Regions from separate parts of the Homo sapiens genome. Here region 2 is linked to region 1. The links are chromatin contacts, found by Hi-C or POLR2A ChIA-PET in ENCODE. All regions are on one chromosome and are shown on one strand. The core of a region is the stretch at or near the end of the contact, and the rest is flanking DNA. Distances in the headings are between cores, read along the strand shown.

The links. Hi-C counts contacts between places; a loop is a spot of excess contacts on that map. ChIA-PET counts read pairs that join two places held with the same protein, here RNA polymerase II (POLR2A). Pooled maps may share reads with other maps.
Region 2: a loop to region 1 is called in a map of B cell, with 4 times the contacts of the local background. The contact joins the promoter of WDR35-DT here to the promoter of RHOB in region 1. A Hi-C loop is called at or near these places in 1 of 168 maps with a recorded cell type or tissue (B cell) and 6 of 50 pooled maps. POLR2A ChIA-PET finds 5 or more read pairs at or near these places in 4 of 52 experiments (GM10248, SK-N-SH and WTC11).

Annotation. Positions count from the first base shown.
Region 1 is chr2:20,445,820-20,450,722 of GRCh38, forward strand. It overlaps RHOB (ras homolog family member B), which reads left to right and starts at 1,255. Exons shown (of 1, transcript NM_004040.4): 1 at 1,255-3,621. The coding sequence starts at 1,647. The coding sequence ends at 2,237. RefSeq lists silencers at 964-1,213, 1,464-1,673 and an enhancer at 4,382-4,903.
Region 2 is chr2:19,988,187-19,992,441 of GRCh38, forward strand. WDR35-DT (WDR35 divergent transcript) reads left to right here and starts at 2,018. Exons shown (of 3, transcript NR_110235.1): 1 at 2,018-2,308. WDR35 (WD repeat domain 35) reads right to left here and starts at 1,919. Exons shown (of 27, transcript NM_020779.4): 1 at 1,806-1,919; 2 at 979-1,096. The coding sequence starts at 1,829. It overlaps MATN3 (matrilin 3), which reads right to left. Exons shown (of 8, transcript NM_002381.5): 8 at 3,866-4,255. RefSeq lists enhancers at 1,650-1,699, 1,716-2,219, 1,850-1,899 and a silencer at 2,060-2,139.

The DNA of each region.
Region 1 (4,903 bases), core at 5-2,504:
CCTCCCCTCTTCTCCAGCCTCAAGCCTTTTCGTCTGCTCAGGGGTCTTGGGGTGGTTGGATTCTATTGAACCCGGAATATTGTACGTTCTATTGTACAATAGTGTATATTCTATTGTACATTCTATTGTACAATAGTGTATATTCTATTGTACATTCTATTGTACAATAGTGTATATTCTATTGTACATTCTATTGTACAATAGTGTATATTCTATTGTACATTCTATTGTACAATAGTGTATATTCTATTGTACATTCTATTGTACAAGTGTATATTCTATTGTACATTCTATTGTACAATAGTGTATATTCTATTGTACATTCTATTGTACAATAGTGTATATTCTATTGTACATTCTATTGTACAATAGTGTATATTCTATTGTACAATTTATCTCAGACAGTTCTCTGTTTTAAGAACCGGGATCAGAGTTCATAGTGAAAAGAGGGGCCGAAGGGGCTTCTTCCTGTCCGGTAACTTCCTCCAAGTGTTCGAGCCTCGACCTTCCCTTTCCGTTGTCAAGCTTGGGCCACTCCGCACCTCTTCCCTTAATCTTCACCTAGAGACCTAAGCTGGGGGTTGGGAAGGGTAGGGGCGGCGGGACTTGGAAGAGCCAGTTTGCAGCCAGCCGGTCGCCTCTCGGGTCCAAACCCGAGGCTGGCCCACGGCGAGTACCCGGGTGGGGCCCTAAACCACAGGAGGGGCCACCTCCAAAAGAAAAGAGAAAACACTCTTGTTTGGGAACAAAAGTGTGTGTGTGGGGTGTGTGTGTGTGTGTGTGTGTGTGTGTGTCTGTTTATTTAAAAACAAAACCACGTTAAAAGAGCTGCCCCTCCCCCACAGGCCCGACCACCCGCCGGGAGTTTGCCAGGAAGAGGGGCAATTCTGAATGGGAGTCGCCAACGCCCCACTGAGTGAAGCCTGTCTCGGAACCGCTCGCCCAGACCCTGGAGGCTCCAGACAGCCAGCTCCCGGACCCCGCGCGCAAACGCTGCGGCGAAGGAGGGGACCCGGGTACCGCCAGAGCCCCGCAGCGGCAGCAGCAGCGCGGACTCCCCGGTCGCTGCCTCTCCCAGCCCGGCGGCCTGGGCCGTCAATCAAGCTGGCCCTGCCCCGCCCTCGGGCTGCAGGGGGCGGCCAATCAGAGCTAAGCTCCGCAGCGATGAGCTCAGCCGGCTGGTTTCCCATTGGACGGCTATATTAAGAAAGTGGCCGGACTCTTTAAATAGCGGGCGCTAGGGCCGCAGCCCTCATCTGCCACCGCAGTCTGGTTGGAGCTGTTGTCTTGTATGCTCAGCGAGGCCCGGAGAGACCCGGGAGAGAGCTAGGCCGAGTCCACCGCCCGAGTCTGCTGCCCGAGCCCGCGTTACGCACAAAGCCGCCGATCCCCGGCCTGGGGTGAGCAGAGCGACCACCGCCCGGGAGCAGCGCGGCGAGACGCACGGTGCGCCCTATGCCCCCGCGCCCCCACCGCCCCCGCCGCGGCAGCCGAAGCGCAGCGAGAGAACGCGCCACCGCGGGGCCCGGGTGCAGCTAGCGACCCTCTCGCCACCTGCGCGCAGCCCGAGGTGAGCAGTGAGCGGCGAGCGGGAGGGCAGCGAGGCGTTCGCGGGCCCCCTCCTGCTGCCCGGGCCCGGCCCGCTCATGGCGGCCATCCGCAAGAAGCTGGTGGTGGTGGGCGACGGCGCGTGTGGCAAGACGTGCCTGCTGATCGTGTTCAGTAAGGACGAGTTCCCCGAGGTGTACGTGCCCACCGTCTTCGAGAACTATGTGGCCGACATTGAGGTGGACGGCAAGCAGGTGGAGCTGGCGCTGTGGGACACGGCGGGCCAGGAGGACTACGACCGCCTGCGGCCGCTCTCCTACCCGGACACCGACGTCATTCTCATGTGCTTCTCGGTGGACAGCCCGGACTCGCTGGAGAACATCCCCGAGAAGTGGGTCCCCGAGGTGAAGCACTTCTGTCCCAATGTGCCCATCATCCTGGTGGCCAACAAAAAAGACCTGCGCAGCGACGAGCATGTCCGCACAGAGCTGGCCCGCATGAAGCAGGAACCCGTGCGCACGGATGACGGCCGCGCCATGGCCGTGCGCATCCAAGCCTACGACTACCTCGAGTGCTCTGCCAAGACCAAGGAAGGCGTGCGCGAGGTCTTCGAGACGGCCACGCGCGCCGCGCTGCAGAAGCGCTACGGCTCCCAGAACGGCTGCATCAACTGCTGCAAGGTGCTATGAGGGCCGCGCCCGTCGCGCCTGCCCCTGCCGGCACGGCTCCCCCTCCTGGACCAGTCCCCCGCGAGCCCGGAGAAGGGGAGACCCGTGTCCCACAAGGACCCCACCGGCCTGCCTGGCATCTGTCTGCTGACGCCTCTGGCTTGCGCCAGGACTTGGCGTGGGCACCGGGCGCCCCCATCCCAGTGTCTGTGTGCGTCCAGCTGTGTTGCACAGGCCTGGGCTCCCCACTGAGTGCCAAGGGTCCCCTGAGCATGCTTTTCTGAAGAGCCGGGCCTCAGAGTGTGTGGCTGTGTGTCTGTTCGACTCCCCTCGCCCCATTTTCACCCCACCCCCGCCTCTGATCCCCGGGGGCGAGATTGGCGCGGGAGTGTGGCCGCGCCCCATCAGATGTTCGCCCTTCACCAGCGGGAGCTTGATATCCCTTGTCTGTAACATAGACCCCGGGTACTGCGGGAGGGGAGGGCTGCTGGGGAGGATGGGGGGATGTTATATAAATATAGATATAATTTTATTTTCGGAGCTAAGATGGTGTTATTTAAGGGTGGTGATGGGTGAGCGCTCTGGCCCAGGCTGGGCCAGACTCCCGCCCAAGCATGAACAGGACTTGACCATCTTTCCAACCCCTGGGGAAGACATTTGCAACTGACTTGGGGAGGACACAGCTTCAGCACAGCCTCTCCTGCGGGCCAGCCCGCTGCGAACCCTCCACCAGCTACCGGAGGGAGGAGGGAGGATGCGCTGTGGGGTTGTTTTTGCCATAAGCGAACTTTGTGCCTGTCCTAGAAGTGAAAATTGTTCAGTCCAAGAAACTGATGTTATTTGATTTATTTAAAGGCTAAAATTTGTTTTTTTATTCTTTGCACAATTGTTTCATTGTTTGACACTTAATGCACTCGTCATTTGCATACGACAGTAGCATTCTGACCACACTTGTACGCTGTAACCTCATCTACTTCTGATGTTTTTAAAAAATGACTTTTAACAAGGAGAGGGAAAAGAAACCCACTAAATTTTGCTTTGTTTCCTTGAAGAATGTGGCAACACTGTTTTGTGATTTTATTTGTGCAGGTCATGCACACAGTTTTGATAAAGGGCAGTAACAAGTATTGGGGCCTATTTTTTTTTTTTCCACAAGGCATTCTCTAAAGCTATGTGAAATTTTCTCTGCACCTCTGTACAGAGAATACACCTGCCCCTGTATATCCTTTTTTCCCCTCCCCTCCCTCCCAGTGGTACTTCTACTAAATTGTTGTCTTGTTTTTTATTTTTTAAATAAACTGACAAATGACAAAATGGTGAGCTTATGATGTTTACATAAAAGTTCTATAAGCTGTGTATACAGTTTTTTATGTAAAATATTAAAAGACTATGATGATGACATTTATAAAATGGCTCTTGTGGTTTAATAGTGTGTAAAAATACCCTTGTGAATTTGGAACAAGGGAGATATTCTCCTAGGCGAGATCCTTTCTTGCCAACTCCGTTTCCCTTATAGCAAATGTAGTAAATGAGGATGAAGTCCCTTTGAGAGCATGTGGGGGTTGGGTGACCAAGGGAGACCAGGTTGTTCCTGTCACATTCCTAGAGGAAGATGAGTGGATACCCCGACACCCAGTGCAAAAACTTTTGACCTATTATGTACTCAGTTCAATTGGGTGAGACCGAAGATCTTGATTTCATTCATCTGTGTGTCTTAAAAACACTTGTGTCTTTAAGTCTATTATGGGGCTTTGCTTATTCTTTGAGTCTTGGAAAGTTATCATTTGTGCATTTTAAATTTAGAAAACCTTTATTAATCGTTGGTGTGGGGTCACGCTATCAGGAAGCCTGTTTACTGGGTTCCCTTCAGGCCATCAAGGGGTTTACACAATATCCCAGGAAGTTGTAGGTTGTTATCTTTGGGCCTGGAGCTTCCAGAAGTGGGGGAGTTCAGATAAAGAGGTGATTTTTTAAAATTATCAAGCTTTGATCCCAATATGTCCTTTATTAAGTAACCTAGAATGATTTATTCTAAGTTCAGAGAAGGGCCATATTGTGGAAAGAACATTGGATGTTTTGGTGGTTCTTAAAGTTGGAGCTGCCACTTTTTGAGAGTCATGATAAACTCTAATCGTAGACACTTAGCTTTGCTGTAATGGTTCTTAGAACCAGACGGGCTGATTTATAGGTGGAGACCACATTAAAATTCTGCTGCAGGCATGATGGTTCAAACCTGCCAGCTCTCGCAGCTTCCAGGGAAGGTAGCTGAGAGTGTCAACTGCCTGAGAAGTGTGGTTTTCATTTTTTTTGAATCAGCATTTTCTGGGTTTCTAGCACTTAGTTGCCACCTTCTCCTTCCCCCTCCTCCCCATTCCCAGGACAAAGGTGGAGGTCTCCTTTGAAGTTGTTTGCTTCAAAGCTTGAGGCTTCTGTTTCCTGGTCTTACCCCAGACTCCAAGAGCTTTTGTTGAGTGAATAAAACCTGGTTGGTGGTGACCTTTCACCCACTTAAATGCTGGCAGTAACTGGACCTCCTGCTCAGCTGGGTGGGTGCATTGACTAACAGAAGGGGATTGTCTGGGCTCCTCCAGGAGCAGAGGGGAGAGGGGTCTATCCAGGCTGCCTGCTTTGAGCAACTGCCTAACTCCTTCCTCAGTCCCTCGGCCCCACTCACCTCCAGACTGCAG
Region 2 (4,255 bases), core at 768-3,267, 460 kb before region 1:
GAATACCTACTGCCCAAGATTATTGTGAAGTCAAATAAGATTGTGAAGGTTAAACATCCACTACATGGAAAATCGTCAATAAGTATTTATTATTCATACCGCATTCAAAGTTGTAAGGTAATGCTATTCAAAGTGCGGTCTGAGGACCAGCAACTCAGCTTCACTAGAAATGGAAATTCTCAGGCCCCATCCCGGGTCTATTGTGTGGGGGTAGAGCATGAAATCCATCTTAACAACCTCTTCCAGTGATTCTTATACCTAATACAGTTTGAGAAGCTATGTTGTAAGGAATCCAAAAATGTAATGCAGTTTAACCCCCTACATTTTCATTTTATGGAAGACTAAACTAAAGTAGTAAGATCCTCAGCTAACTTGTTGAAAGTCATTCAGTAGTCTTGTGGAAGAGCTGAGATTTAACTCCAATTACCTTATCTAGGTCTTCAATCTAGGGGGGCTAAGAAGTGGGAAGCTGTTTGCTGTGATTCCAGAGAACTAGATAAAGAAAGAAATCAAGCAGCAAAGACAAGAGACCTACTAATAGAAATGTAAAACGTATCCCATTTTCTGTTCTTGGACACTAGGTGAATAACCATTAATGCATCTGATAAGCAGAAAGGATGACACAGACCTGTAAACAATCTGCCAGATTTTCTTAGTGAAATGTTGACTCACAGGATTTCTTTTAGACTCCTAATAATATAGTACAATAATTAGACATAGCATAACACAGTGACTTATTTTCATTCTTCATTATTTTTCATTTTCCATTAATAACTCAGCAAAAACCATCCGATGTTTACATTCAACATTCTCTGAACTTTATTGCAAATATACTCCAGAAAAACACCATAAAATGTTTTGGTAGTTTTCCCTTTAAAATAATCAGAACTGCATATTGACAGATAACATGAGTAGACCGCACTGAACAAATAACATTAGCCAATTTACTACCAAACATGTGGGCTTGCATTCATTTACCTGTCTGCGTCTCTAATTTCAAAACTTTCAGTAATCCATCTTCACCACCGCATGCTATGAACCCTTGTTCCTTGTTCCAGGATACACACTGCAGCTTCACGTTATTGGGAATGGAAATCTGAAAAAGCAACCACAGCCGCACTAGCAACTTTTCACGAAGGAGCTGGGAAGTAAGTCTGCAGGAGATGAAAGCTGAAGAAAATCTTCCAAGAAGAAAAACGAACGGCCTTGCAGAAAAAAAATGAGCTGTTGTGAAAATGGGCATGGTCCCCTGAACTGACCCGGGCTCTAGCATTTGGGAAAGAGGGAAAGAAGTGCACAAAAGAGAAGGATAGTGACTGCGGAGGAAGCCAACGCCAGAGTCTCACCGGATGGATTTTTTAAAGGGAGGACGGGGAGAGGGTATAAATCCATACCACCAGTCCCTCTTCCTTTTTACCTACAACTTAGGCTATCCTATTGTTATTTCTTTTCTCTTGCCCAATGGCTCGTGGTGATCCAAAGAGTTTAAATCACGTGGATCAGCAACAAGTGGAGGAGGAAACATAGGGTAGCACGTGGCGACTTATCCTCAAGCCACCCAAAAGGACCTAGCCAGGGGCAGGAATGGGAGAGTGCTGCGAGAGGGCAGCAAGCTCGGCCAAAGACTGAGGCTCTGGGAACCGCAGGAAGAGGTCGGAGGCTGGACCCGGCGGGAAGGATGGCTGCGGAATGGCGAAGCCACGACCAGGACCGGGTGAAGGAGCCTGGCTTCTCGGGAAGGCAGCGGGAATCGCCGCAGGCTGCGGGAATGGCGGAGAAACGAGGACGCCCCCCAGGAAACTCACTTTCTTGCTCAGGTAGAAGAACATCGTGGGATCCCCGAGAGGGTCACGGCGGCCGCTAAGGCCCTCGACAAGTAACGGTTCTACGTCTCCAATCGGGAGTACCAGCAGCTCCGGAAAGCTCCCGTCGCCCTGGCAACCGCTGTTGCCCGGTCGCATCCGGGGCGCCGCGGGACACTTCCGGTGACGCCCTCGCACCGGGCACCGGCGTAGTGCGCCTGCGCGGACGTCGATGGGTTTGTGGGCGCAGGGCGCGAGGCGCGAGGCGGTAGCTGGGCTAGTCCTGTTCCCTGGCGTCTGGGCCTTTCTGCTCTCCGCAAGGAGCTGGGTCGCGACCTGTCACTGCCAGCCGTGCGCTCGCCCTCTGCGCCCCGTCTCGTGGTCACTGCCGCCCTCCCTCCCGCCACACCTGTGATGATCGCTATGGAGCCGCGCCTCAGGTGGCATTACTATAAACCTAAGAGGAGAGGCGCCCGTTCGAATAAGGGCAAATTATTTAGTATTTTGTAAGTTCCAAAGTTCCAACATTCTTGAAAGGGAAAAGCCATTTACTGTATTTGATAGGCTGGCGCCACTGGCCAGATGAAAGTGCAAATGTGCGTACTGAGATCTTACAACCCTTCTCTGTGTCTTTGGGGATTGGAGAACCTCTAGAGCAATTTAGGAATAGAAGATTTTGTTTATTCCGCTTGTTTTGATATTTTTTAACAGTTTAATTATTACCGCAACCCCGAGGGTCCTTTTAAAGGAATTTCTGTAAACGTTGGGTAATTACAGCGTACAATTGCTATTGGGGCATGGCCTCCCATTTTACAAATATTTGAGCGTTTGGTGTTTTCTCGTCTAGAGTCGACTGTTACATATTCTCTTCTTTTTCTTACCTTCTTTCTTCATTCTCCTTTGTCCTTTTGGAATGCTTGAGAGTTACAAAGCCTCAAAGTCTAAGGCATAGGGCAGAAATCCAAGTAGAACCACTCATGAAATTATTTGGTCTCACCTATGTTTTTATTTCTGGTTTTCCCTTTTACCATAATCTAGCATGTAATTTATGCATCAGTAGTTAATTTCCCCACTTGGAGTCTTTTCCCATCTCAGACAAAAATAAAATAAAAATCCTCCAATCCTTTGACCTGGGTGATTTGTCTCACCCAGCACAATCTATTATAGAATTGACAATAGTCCCTAGTGCCTTTCCTAGCAAATCTAAACTCCATCCAAAATCAGATCTTCCCTCAATCCTAAATGTTTTTACTAGGGAGCCCCCACCTCAAGTAAGCCAATATGCTTTCTGCAGGGCAACATTCCATCCGGCTCTGCTTCCCAAGCCACTTTATATATGGTCCTACCCTCTTAACAGGCCAGTTGTGCCTAGCCAAACCAGCACAAATCAGTCTCCATGAGGAATTCTTTCCAAACTTAACCCAATCCCATTCAGATAATGTTTGCTTTCCATTGTTTGTGTGTCTGTTTAAGATACATTGGCCCCTGTCCATAGGCTCCCTATACTGGACGCATGAGACAAATTAGTATTATCTAACCCAGGAGTTTCCAATAAACTGGTCAAGACATAATTAGTTGAAGCTAGTTACTGATGGTGACACCTGAAAACTCACCTCTCTTTATCTTTCCCTTCTTGCACATGAACTCTCATTTATTCCTTCTATACCACCATTTCTCTGTGGTATATTAATATGTATTACTGATTTTGGGCTCAAAAAAGTCTGGAAAATACTACTGTAGCTCTATGTCATACCCTTTCAAAATTTTTGAAAAGTAAGAGATGCTTTATATATTTCCTTGGTATATTTAGTTTTTGTTCCTTCCTTAAAGTTTATATTTTATATTTACATCTGTAGGATATATTTGCTTCTCAGGAGCTTATATTAATGTAAAGCTCATCATTATTTTATCCAAATTTAGATAATTTTATATTGAAGCCTTTCTTTTGAACCTGAACTTACACTTTTAGCCTCAGGAGTGTGAGATTAAACTATAGGAGGAGAATCAAACTTCTGTCTTTTGATAAGAAACTGTTGAATATCAAAATAACTGTTAATTCAGTATAATTTAAAGAAATATCTTTAATAGACAAAATTGATGAGTCATCAAAAATAGACATGATAATATGTAAAGGTAATAACTTTTATTATATTAAAGACAATGCAAACGAAAAACAGAATTGAGCAGTGCAAAATTTAAAGGACTGTTTTGTTCTCAAAGTTGCAAGTTTCAAAGCCAAAAGAATTATATGTATCAAATATATAAGTAAAAAAAAGTTAGACTTTCAAGCCTGTAATCCCAGCACTTTGGGAGGCTGAGGCAGGTGGATCACTAACATTAAAAAGACAACATTAGATTTTGTCGATTTATAGCAATTTTATAAATATATAACTTTGTCACTTGGATCCTGAAGCAAAATAATAAAGTGAATTTGGGATTTTTGTACTTGGTAA